Regions from separate parts of the Homo sapiens genome. Here region 2 is linked to region 1. Evidence: chromatin loops called from intact Hi-C (ENCODE). Cell type or tissue: breast epithelium. All regions are shown on one strand. Each heading gives the region's core, and the rest is flanking DNA. Links, peaks and the distances in the headings are about the cores only. Region 1 overlaps DIS3L2 (DIS3 like 3'-5' exoribonuclease 2). Region 2 overlaps DIS3L2 (DIS3 like 3'-5' exoribonuclease 2).

What was found. A loop is a pair of places that touch in the nucleus more often than their neighbours do. Peaks named below come from ENCODE experiments on the same cell type or tissue, not always from the same donor. Only the 100,000 strongest peaks of a DNase experiment are listed, where the experiment ranks them.
Region 2: a loop joins it to region 1, with 5 times the contacts of the local background. A loop is called at or near these places in 1 of 110 quality-filtered maps.

Annotation. Positions count from the first base shown.
Region 1 is chr2:231,972,795-231,978,174 of GRCh38, forward strand. The region is part of intron 1 of DIS3L2 (DIS3 like 3'-5' exoribonuclease 2); the gene reads left to right. Among named protein-coding and RNA genes, the nearest start is that of DIS3L2, 14 kb to the left of the region's middle. In breast epithelium, for the core only: no CTCF peak of the experiment used is centred there; no DNase peak of the experiment used is centred there.
Region 2 is chr2:232,226,455-232,231,834 of GRCh38, forward strand. All of the region lies in intron 10 of DIS3L2 (DIS3 like 3'-5' exoribonuclease 2), which reads left to right. Among named protein-coding and RNA genes, the nearest start is that of MIR562, 56 kb to the left of the region's middle. RefSeq lists a silencer at 4,224-4,313 and an enhancer at 5,009-5,380. In breast epithelium, for the core only: no CTCF peak of the experiment used is centred there; a DNase peak (open chromatin) is centred at 3,035; H3K27ac peaks cover 1,160 bases.

The DNA.
Region 1 (5,380 bases), core at 143-5,142:
CGGCCTCTCAAAGTGCTGGGATTACAGGTGTGCACCACCATGCCTGGTCCTAAAAGTAACCTTTCATTCCTGGGATAAACCCCACTTGATTCTGCCATATTCTTATTCTATTTATATATTGTTGCAATTGATTTCCTAAAATCTGGTTTAAAAAATTTGCATTTCTGTTTATGAATGATACTGGTTTGAACTGTGTTTTGTAATATCTTTGTTTTTGATATCAGGGTAACGCTGGAAACCTTGAATGAATTGGAAAATGTTCCTTTTCTTCGGTTTTCTGGAACAGTTTGCATAGAACTGGTATAGTTTCCTTAAATGTTCAGTGGAATTTACCAGTGAATCCATCTGGTCTCAAGTTTTCTTTGTAGAAAAGTTTTTAACTGCAAATTCAATTCCTTTTTGCCATATAAGGCTATTAAAGTTATCTATTACTTGAACGAACTTAACACACTTTTCAGAAGATCCGTATGTATATATTTACATGTTTATACACACACACACACACGTATATATTTTTGTAGAAGCCTTGAAAGAAAGAGAGAATCAAACAAAATACATAGAAACAAATGAGCTGGACATACAGATAAAGCTGTGATTCACCCAGAACTTAAACAAATCACAAATTTCATAGTTTAATATTGGGACAGAAGCAAAACAACAAACAAATAATACATTTTCCCACTTCAGTAATAAAATATGGGAAGACCTGACTATGAGGGTAGAGATCAAGGCTAAATAAAGCTTTATTTATTTACATTAAAATATAATTTTATTTTTATAGAGACAGGGTCTCACTGTGTTGCCCAGGCTGGTTTTGAACTCCTTCAGCTCAAGGGATCCTCCTGCGTAGACCTCCCAAAGTGTTGGGATTACAGGTGTGAGCCACCACACCCAGCCAAAAGCTTTAAATCATTGGTGATTATTACAAGCTGCAACTCGGGCTACATATGTTACTGGGAGCTGATTACTCCTATATCTCACTGCAGCATAGAGTTTAGTTATGGCTTTTCCCCACAATATTGTGAGTTTAATGTGGAGAACTGTGAAGAAAAACAAAAGAAACCCCAACTAATAATTACAACAACTATAACAACAACCACAATAATAATAATTAATAATAAACCCCTAAGGGATGTATGAGCTGGTTTTAATTAAGTAGACTAAGAGATACTGGTTCTGACTTGCATTCATCTCTACAGTAAATAAAACCTTGTTTTTAAAAAGCTTCCCATGTTCCTAATACAGTTAAAAAAATATATATATATACTTTAACCTTTTTCCTTTCATATGCAAAGATGTTACTTTTCATTATCTCAAGAATATCTTCCTTTGAAGTCTGTGAGGGTGGATTTCAGCCACCAGAAATTGGTGAAGTGGGGGACAAGGGGGTGTGCTTGTCTCTGTGTGCACAAGTCTAAGTAAAAGAGGAGCACATAGGGGCCAAAAAGGGACAGGGGAGGGAAGCTGGAGCAGAAGGACACCTCCCTAGGGGAAGGCAGGAGGCTCTAAGTAGTGGAGCAAAAACATGGGTCCCTGGCAGCAGACTGGCTGGAATAGCCTCAAGGTCTCAGCTGTCAATTTTTTTTTCAGTCTTTTTTCCTTCTTTGTTTCATTTTGGATAATTTCTCTTGCTACATCTTGAAGTTCCTAATTTTTTTTTTCTGTGGTGTCTAATCTGTTGTCCCATTCAGTGTATTTTTCATCTCAGTTGACATGGTTTTTATCTCTAGAAGTTTAATTTGGATCTTTTTTTTTTTTTTTAATATCCCAGGTCTCTTAACATAGCCAGTCTTTAGCTTCTTGAACATATGGAATACAATTCTTTTTTAAAAAAATTTTTTTACATAGCTGTCTCCTCAAACATGTAAGGTATATGTATTTATTTACTTAGAAATGCTGGGATTTGGAGATGTTAGAATCAATAATGCTTATATTTCTTGATTGTAAATGCTATCAGAACATAAAGCTATTCAAATTATAAGTGATAAAAGGATGTATTATAATCTTCTGATCTCTTAGGCTAATAGAATAAACAAATCATCTCTTAAAAATACAGTAAAGTGATATAGTATTCAGAGAAGTAATTACTAATGTTATTTATTTAGAAAACATATATGCCCTTCAGACTATTGTATCCGTTTGGTTGCTTTCCTTTTATAAAGGAAAGTCTTCAATACAATACAATAATTATTGAAAAATGAGTAGTTTTATCGTTTGTCTCACCATAATTTAACAAATACTTGGGTATAGAGTTGAACTGGTTTATCTACTGTTTACACTTTTGAACGGCATTCAATTAAGGTTAGTTTTAGTAAAGATCTTAGAATCTCAGATGGGACTTTTCAGCTTTAGGAAATTGGAATGTGTCCCTGGACTATGCCCATGCCAGAGTGCCAAGCTAAAAGAATGTAGGAAACCTCTGACCAGGCCCTTCAGGGGACTCTGTGCAAAATAATGAGGTCACTAGCATGAAGAGCTCTGGACTCTGAGGCAGTTGGAACAGGATTCTATAATTTCTTTCCAATATTATTATTATATATTATATCTCTTTGAGGCTAAGAATCCAGGGAAGGGAAAGCAGAAATGGGGTTGCTCAACTGAGAGGTTAAAAAAAAGATGAGGGATGGGCCGGGCACCATGGCTCACGCCTGTAATCCCAGCACTTTGGGAGGCTGAGACAGGCGGATCACGAGGTCCGGAGATTGAGACCATCCTGGCTAACATGGTGAAACTCCATCTCTACTAAAAAAATGCAAAAAAGTTAGCCAGGCGTGGTGGCAGGCACCTGTAGTCCCAGCTACTTGGGAGGCTGAGACAGGAGAATGGCGTGAACCCAGGACGCAGAGCTTGCAGTGAGCTGAGATTGCGCCACTGCACTGCAGCCTGGGCGACAGAGCGAGACTCCGCCTCAAAAAAAAAAAAAAAAAAAAAAAAGATGAGGGATGAAGGACCAGAAGTTAGAAGAAGGAAGAGCAGTCTTGCAAGCTTGAGGGAGTGAGGAGAGGGATGTGGTTAGAGAAAGAAAGCTCCCTTAGAGGCCCTGGAGGTAATGCTTTTCTGGAATACAATTCTAATAACTATTACTTTCCTGTTCTTTATTCTCACTTATTTCTATGTTCTCATTCCCAGTCCTCCTTCTTCTTCTCTCTCTCTCTTACTCTCTTTTTCTCTCCTCTTTCTCTCTTAGACATACACACACATACACACACACACACCCCTGTTTAAGAAGTAAATGTGAATATGGAAAGCAGATGAGAAGGGAGGTTGGATTGAATTGTGGAGTATTTATTTCAGTTTTTATTTCAATAGTTTTAGGGGTACAAGAGGCTTTCTTTACATGGATGAATTGCATAGTGGCGAAGTGTTGGCTTTTAGTGTACCCATCACCCCTATAGTGTACATTACAACTCTTTTCTATTTAACTACTGTATGCTTCTGATCCAGGGAAGGTATCTTTTAAAATTTCCTTTAATTCCCTAATACAGATCCTTCTTGACTTCTGATGGCGTTGCATTCCAATAAACCCATCATAAGTTGAAAATGTCATAGATTGGGCCAGGCACGGTAGCTCACGCCTGTAATCCTAACACTTTGGGAGGCTGAGGCGGGCAGATTGCTTGAGCTCAGGAGTTCGAGACCAACCTCGGTAACGTGAAACCTGTTTCTACCAAAAATACAAAAAATTAGCTGGGTATATGGTGGTGCGTGCCTATAGTCCCAGCTACTTGGGGGGCTGTGGTGGGAGGATCACTGGAGCCTGGGAGGTGGAGGTTGTAGTGAGCTGAAATCTCACCCCTGTACTCCAGCCTGGGTAACAAAGCGAGACCCTCTCTCAAAAAAAAAAAAAAATTACAAATTGAAAATGATTGTAATACACCTACTGAACATCATAGCTTAGCTTAGCTTACCTTAAATGTGTTCAGAACACTTATGTTAGCCTAAAGTTTGGCAAAATCATTTAACACGAAGCCTTTTTTTTTTTTTTTTTTTTGAGACAGAGTCTCGCTCTGTTGCCCAGGCTGGAGTACAGTGGCGCGATCTTGGCTCACTGCAGGCTCCGCCTCCCGGGTTGATGCCATTCTCCCGCCTCAGCCTCCCGAGTAGCTGGGACAGCAGGTGCCCGCCACCACGCCCAGCTAATTTTTTGTATTTTTAGTAGAGATGGGGTTTCACCATGTTAGCCAGGATGGTCTCTATCTCCTGACCTCGTGATCCGCCCGCCTCAGCCTCCCACGCCTGGGATTACGGGTGTGAGCCACCGCGCCCGGCCACACAAAGTCTTTTTTATAATAAAGTGTTGAATACCTCATGTAACTTATTAAATACTGCACTGAAAGTGAAAAACTGGTCATGGGGTCCTTGAAGTACAATTTTACTGAATGAATATAGCTTTTGCACCATTGTAAAGTTGAAAAATTGTAAGTTGAACCATCATAAGTTGAGGACCGTCTGTCTGTACAATCTTATATATAATTAATTCAGAGGTTTATTGATTGATTGATAACATTTTCATGCTGTAGCACCCTTAGTTCTACTTTATTAGCACTTGTGATTGTATTGTTTATTGTATAAGAAGTCTTAAATCCTGTGTTCATAAAATTCCTTCCAAAGAAGTCAGCATACTTCATGCTAATTAATTTATTGATTGTCTCAGCCTTTGGCTTTTACCATACCCAAAGAGTATCCCACTTCCTCAGGCATCCAGGATCCTGCCTCAGCTTAAGGGTCATTGTGTGATCTTGTACTGTGCTAATGAAAGGAACACTCAGATTATAGTATTGTGGGCAGAGCCCAGGCCTGATTCTCGGGGACTTCGAAACTTCTGGCCAGTAGGAAGGAATACATGTGACACTGTCCTTGAACTCAAAACTACCCACCACATGTAGAATTTGCTCTGACACTGCAAATACTCAATTGGACTCAGTGTAATATTTGTATCTCAAAGGAATTGAAAGCTGAGATTTCAAATGGGTTTCATGGAATTTTGATCAGTTAGAAAATAATTAATGGAAAACTATCTAGCTGTTAAAATTGTCTCATTCTTCTTGCAGTGCTTTTAATTGTGTTACACATGTTTTTTGTTTTTATTCTTGAGTTCTGGTCTGAAGTGATTGTCAGTGGTTTGTGTTTGATCAGAAGATCCATTGCCCTTTCTTGTATCCCTGCCCTACCTCCATGAGTCTCCTTGTGATACAACTTCAGAAGAAAAGATGAAAATCGAGGTTTTTGTTAACTCCTAGAAGGTGATAGAAGGACATGATAGAACCTGGCAGATTTTCAGTGGAAAAGATTGAGTCTAGAATTAAAAGACTATGTATGTTTTTATATGCATTCTATAGTCTTATTTGTTGGTAATTGAAAAGTTACAAAGTAATGTATG
Region 2 (5,380 bases), core at 60-5,059, 250 kb after region 1:
TAGAACTTTTGTGAAGATTATTCATTTAATCAAGAAATAGTTGAGTGTATTTATATGCCAGCCACAATGAATAAAACTATTGTTATCATCCAGGAGCTATGGCATCTGAAGAGTCTTAACTCCATTTTAGTGAGAGAGGCTACAAGTGAACTTGAGCGTGTGTCATGAGGACAGGACATCTTTCCCCTACTATACCACATCCATATCTATTACAAAATACAAAAGTCATGTTCAAGGCCAGGTGGGGTGGCTCACGCCTGTAACCCCAACATTTTGGGAGGCCGAGGTGGGAGGATTGCTTGAGCCTAGGAGTTCGACCCCAGCCTGGGCATAGTGAGACCCCGTCTCTACAAAGAATTAAAAAATTAGCTGAGCATGATGGTGCTTGCCTGTAGTCTCAGCTGCTCAGGAGGCTGAAGTGGAAGGATCACTTGAGCCTGAGGAGGTGGAAGCTGCAGTGGGCCATGATCGTGCCACTGCACTCCAACTTGGGTGACAGAGCAAGACCCTGTCTCAAAAACAAACAAATAAACAAAAACAAAAACAAAAAAAAACCCAGGAAATTGAGTTATAACTAACTGATATATGGACAGCTCAGAAATAGAAAGTGACCAGTAGTTAAAAGACTACTTGACAAGGTTTTCATTTCAACAAATATTTATTGTTTCTGTAAAGGAATTACTTTCAGTCATGTTGAAAATCATACTATGTCTACTTACTTGTTCTACTTGTCAAAATGTTTGTTCTGCAGAATGAATGTGTAATCTTTTAAAATTAAATTGAGAGCGCTTGTAGTCTACAGGTGTTGAAAAAGAAGCAAGTATGAGTTTGTCAAGAACCCGATGCTGAGGGGCGAGTCTCCATAATGCAGTGGTTAGGAGCTCCAGTTTTGGAGTCAGACCTTGACACAAGGTGTCTGACCTCCCTGGGTCTCAGTGTCTTTATCTGTAGAAAGAGATGCGTCTCATAGCATTGGAAGATTAAATGAATTAATATAATGAAGTGCTTTAAAAAGTAAGCAGTCAATATGCCGTTATTATGAGACCACCAGTATGGTGGATTCTCATACCACAGGCATACATAAATTATGTATATAATTTCTTGTTAACTTTTGTGACGTCTTGGGGAGTCAGAAATGGTTTCCCTTTCATGCAAATAAATTAATAAGTGAAACTGAGTGATTGGATCCAAAAGAGCTAATTGGGCATGGTGAGAAAATAATAACCCAAAAGGTATCTCCAGTGTGAGAGAAAAGCCACTAAGGGTTTTTGTCACCGGAATATAAAGCAGTGAGCTTTTGCCTTTCAGAATTCTAGGTAAATATGAAAGTTGTTTCAATTTCTGATGTAAGGAATGCTGGGATTGGATTAAGCAGTTAACAGTTAACGTTTAGTTTATAGGCATTTTAATACACATAGTTGTTTTATATTTCTTTAAAACATTGAAAATTATATATCTCTTGTATATTTGGCTGGTAGAGACTAGTAATTATGTCTTGTTAATAGAGGGACTATTTTTGTTTGTTTGTTTGAGATGGAGTTTTGCTCTTGTTGCCCAGGTTGGAGTGCGATGGTGCTATCTTGGCTTACGGCAACCTCCGCCTCCCGGTTCAAGCGATTCTCCTGCCTCAGCCTCCTGAGTAGCTGGGATTACAGGCATGCACCACCAGGCCCGGCTAATTTTGTGTTTTTAGTAGAGATGGGGTTTCTCTATGTTGGTCAGGCTAGTCTCCAACTCCTGACCTCAGGTGATCCACCCGCCTCAGCTTCCCAAACTGCTGGGATTATAGGCGTGAGCCACCACACCCGGCTGGGACTTTTAAAAAATAGAAAAGTCCACAAATGAATGAAAATATGCTACAATTCTGTTTTTAGACCTAGACCTGGGGGAAACCATTCTGCTGGGATTCCACACACGCATTCCCTGCACAGCCTCAGACATAAGAAAGACTAGGTCCCCATGCTGGCCGTATGTGCCGAAGCCCATAAAAGAGATGACGACACATGCCATGACCTGCTGCCTACTGTAGTTACATTTCTGGCATGAAAATAGTTGTTTCCTGTTCAGAAGGAGTATGCCCAGTTCTCTGCTACTTCATTTACTAAGTTCACCTTTATAGAGCTTGCCTGCAAAGTGCTTTAGTCACCATAATCCACCAGGAGAATTGACCAATAAGCTGGCATCAATTTACTGCCTCCTGCTCAGGCTGGCCAGTAGTGCTGTTTCTTGGTGTGTGCTGGGAAGTCAAGAGGTACACAGGTGGCTGGGGTGGACATAGCATTTTGTTGGTGTGTTTTATTCTAAAAATCCAAGACTCTTTACCAAGTAACACACTTATTATTCAAGAATTAAAGTTTACATCTAAGCAAAAAGAAAAATTCAAAATCCTATCACTCAAAACCATTGTTACCTTCTTCATATATTTTTCTCCAGATATTTTAAAGCAGGGTTTGCATTTTTTATTTTATACTTTTTATCCTTATTGCTTTTCCTGCCTTTGAAAACTGAAAACATTACAAAAGTGTGTAACGGATGAAGGAACAATCCCTGTATCTGCTGCCTCTAAAGATCATCACTGAGGACATTTTTATTCTGCTCTTTCTTAGCAGTAACCTTCAACTTCTGCCTCTATTGGCTCGTTGTTGTTTTAAAACTTTGAGCTAGTTTTACTTAACTGGATTTGTCCTTTTCAAACTTTTTTCTTTTCTTGGCTTCAGTCCTGCCTCTTCTCTTTTTTTTTGGATGAAGAATTTTGAACATGCACAAAAGTAGAAGGAAGAGTATAATGAAACCCATTGTTCCCATCACCTAGCCCCTGTATCCCTCATTCCACAGCCAGTCCTGCTCCATTCCCAACCCACCTGTACCCCAGCCCTTATTACTTTGACCTGCTCACTTTGTAATGACCTTCTAGGGTCCTTCGCAGTCCCTAGGGCTTCACTGTCTTTTGGCTTTGAGTAAGGACCAAGTGCCTGCCCTGCTGCTCTCAGAGCTTCTCTGGAGCCTGTGCTCTGTCCCAGGCTTGACCGGCTGACCTGGGCTTTCCCCACTCACTGCTGAAAAGCCTGGAAATTCCCAGACGTTGAGTGCGCCAGCCTCGCAAGTTCAGCTCCTCATTCTCTTTCCTGTTAATGAAGAAGGCCATTGCTCAAGTCATTTGGAAGAGAAAAAGTGGAATTTACTACCTGGGTGTTCCTCATACATGCTGTTCATATAAATTTAAACTTAGATGCCTGAGAATTACATTGAACATGACAAAAATTGCTGTGTGGGCAGTTTAGTTGAGTACTTGCAGATTGATAGAGCCCTTAGTAATAATGAAGGGAAAAGGTTCTTGAAGCTGCTCTGTTCCAGAAGATGAGCTCACCAGTTAAGGAGTTTGCAACTAAAGGTCCTCATTAACCTCTTGCTGGATGGCAAAGAGGAAAAAAGAAGAAGAAAATCCAGACTCTTCAAATCCTGACCTTTGGGGAGACCTAAGAAGTCATCCTATGCTACCCCCTCCTCATGGTGGGTTCCTGCATTTCATTCAGATTTACTTACCCCAGATTTTTTTTTCACTTCAGCTTCTCTTAAGTTTGTAAAATATCCTCAAACCATCACCACGTCATGGCCATGGAGTGCTGCCATGGCTTGCTATACTGGTGGTCAGCTTTTGTGTAAGATTACATAACGAATACCACATGGAACTGGAAGATGCCAGCGTTTGAGTTGTCCCTCTTACCTAGCAACCCAATCAGTGTTTCTCAGAGGGAATGTGCTTATCCCAAGTAAAAGGTGGAGTTTATTGTGTGGCCACAAGGTGATCCAAGCCCAATTGAGTCTGTCTCCAAAATTCAGTAGGATCATGCTAAGGCCAGGGCCCGCATCCTGGCTGCATGAGCTGCCCTAAGTAAGGCCCCTCATCGCTGGTGCCGTTTGAACAGCGGAACATCCCTTTCGCTCAGCCCCCTTGGTTGGATTACCCTTTCTGAGCTTCCAGAATACTGTTTTCTATCTCTGTTGAGGCTCCTATGTTGGGAAAACTGGCCACAGGGTCAAGAGGGGTGACCCAAGCCAGAGCATTGTGTTCCCATCATAGACTGGGTGGAAACCAACCTGAGGGACAGGAAGTCCAACATCTGTTCTATCTGTCAAGGTGTCCAGCAGGTTGTACTTCTGATTGTGGTCTTGAGGCTCTTTGTTTTTGTTCAGTATGACTGCAGATGGCATTAATAGAGCCATGGTCTGCAGAGTGGGTGAGGTGGCAAAGTGAGAAAGTGAGTATGGTACATTCAAGTTACCTTTCCACTTAGCGCTCCCTGGTGGCTTCCCATTGCACTTGAAGTAAAGAATGCCTCATCCTGACCCAGCAGGGCAGCTCTTCTCAGGGCCCATCCACCTCACTAGCCTCCCTGCTTCCACTTCTTCCCTGCTTTCCAGCCACAGCTGTGTCCCTAGACACAGCAAGCTTGCGCCCACCCCCCATCCTTCGCTCTGGCTCTCCTGCCTGGGATGCTCTCCCCCATGTCATCACGTGACATGGTCTTTTTTAGACCCACAGGTCTCAGTCTGTTTCCTCATAGACACCTTTTCATTACTAATGAACTCTAAAATAGGCTCCAGACATTCGCTGTTTTATTTTCTCCAAAGTCCTTTTTACTATCTAAGTAATCTTGTCATTTGTTTGTTTGCTCATTGCCTTTCTCTCCCCACTAGACTGGAAGCTTGACATGAGAAGGGACCTTGTCAGTTTTCTTGTATGTCTACAGTGCCTAGAAAAGGACTGGTACATAGTAGGAGCTTAGTAAGTATTTGTTGTGTGGCTGATTGAATGAATGAAGATGGTTATTAGGAAGATTATGAGGTAATTGAAAGCTAAACCATGTGGTTGTTTAGCCTGAAGCAGAAAAGTCCCAGGGGCCATATGCTGGCTGTCTCAGTAATTAAAGCTGGTGCTACCCTAAAAGCACCTAGCCCTGCTTCACTCCTTTCTCTTGGCCAGATTGCTGTCCTCCAAGGAGATGGGCTTGTTCTGGGCACCCTTATGAGCCAGAACTGGAGCCAATAAGTGAAAACTCTAGGGAGACATATTTTGGCTTTAAAAGAGAGAAAAAAATAATAATAATTGCCACTTTACCTGAGGACGTAGTGGGCTTCACCAGACAGCAGTGAATTTTAAGTCACCTGAGGTATGCATATGCAGGCACAGGCTGGGTGCTCTCTTGCAGACCTGGTATGGAGAGGGCTCAGCACCTGCATGGGCAGTTAGGCAGGGTTTACAATCCTTTCAGCCCAGAGCAGCAGGGCGCCTGCCCTGTATTTTTTGTTACTTTCTTTTTCATTCAGTAAATGTCAATCACTGCGGGCCCAGCCCTTTCCCTGCCCATCATGCTGATTA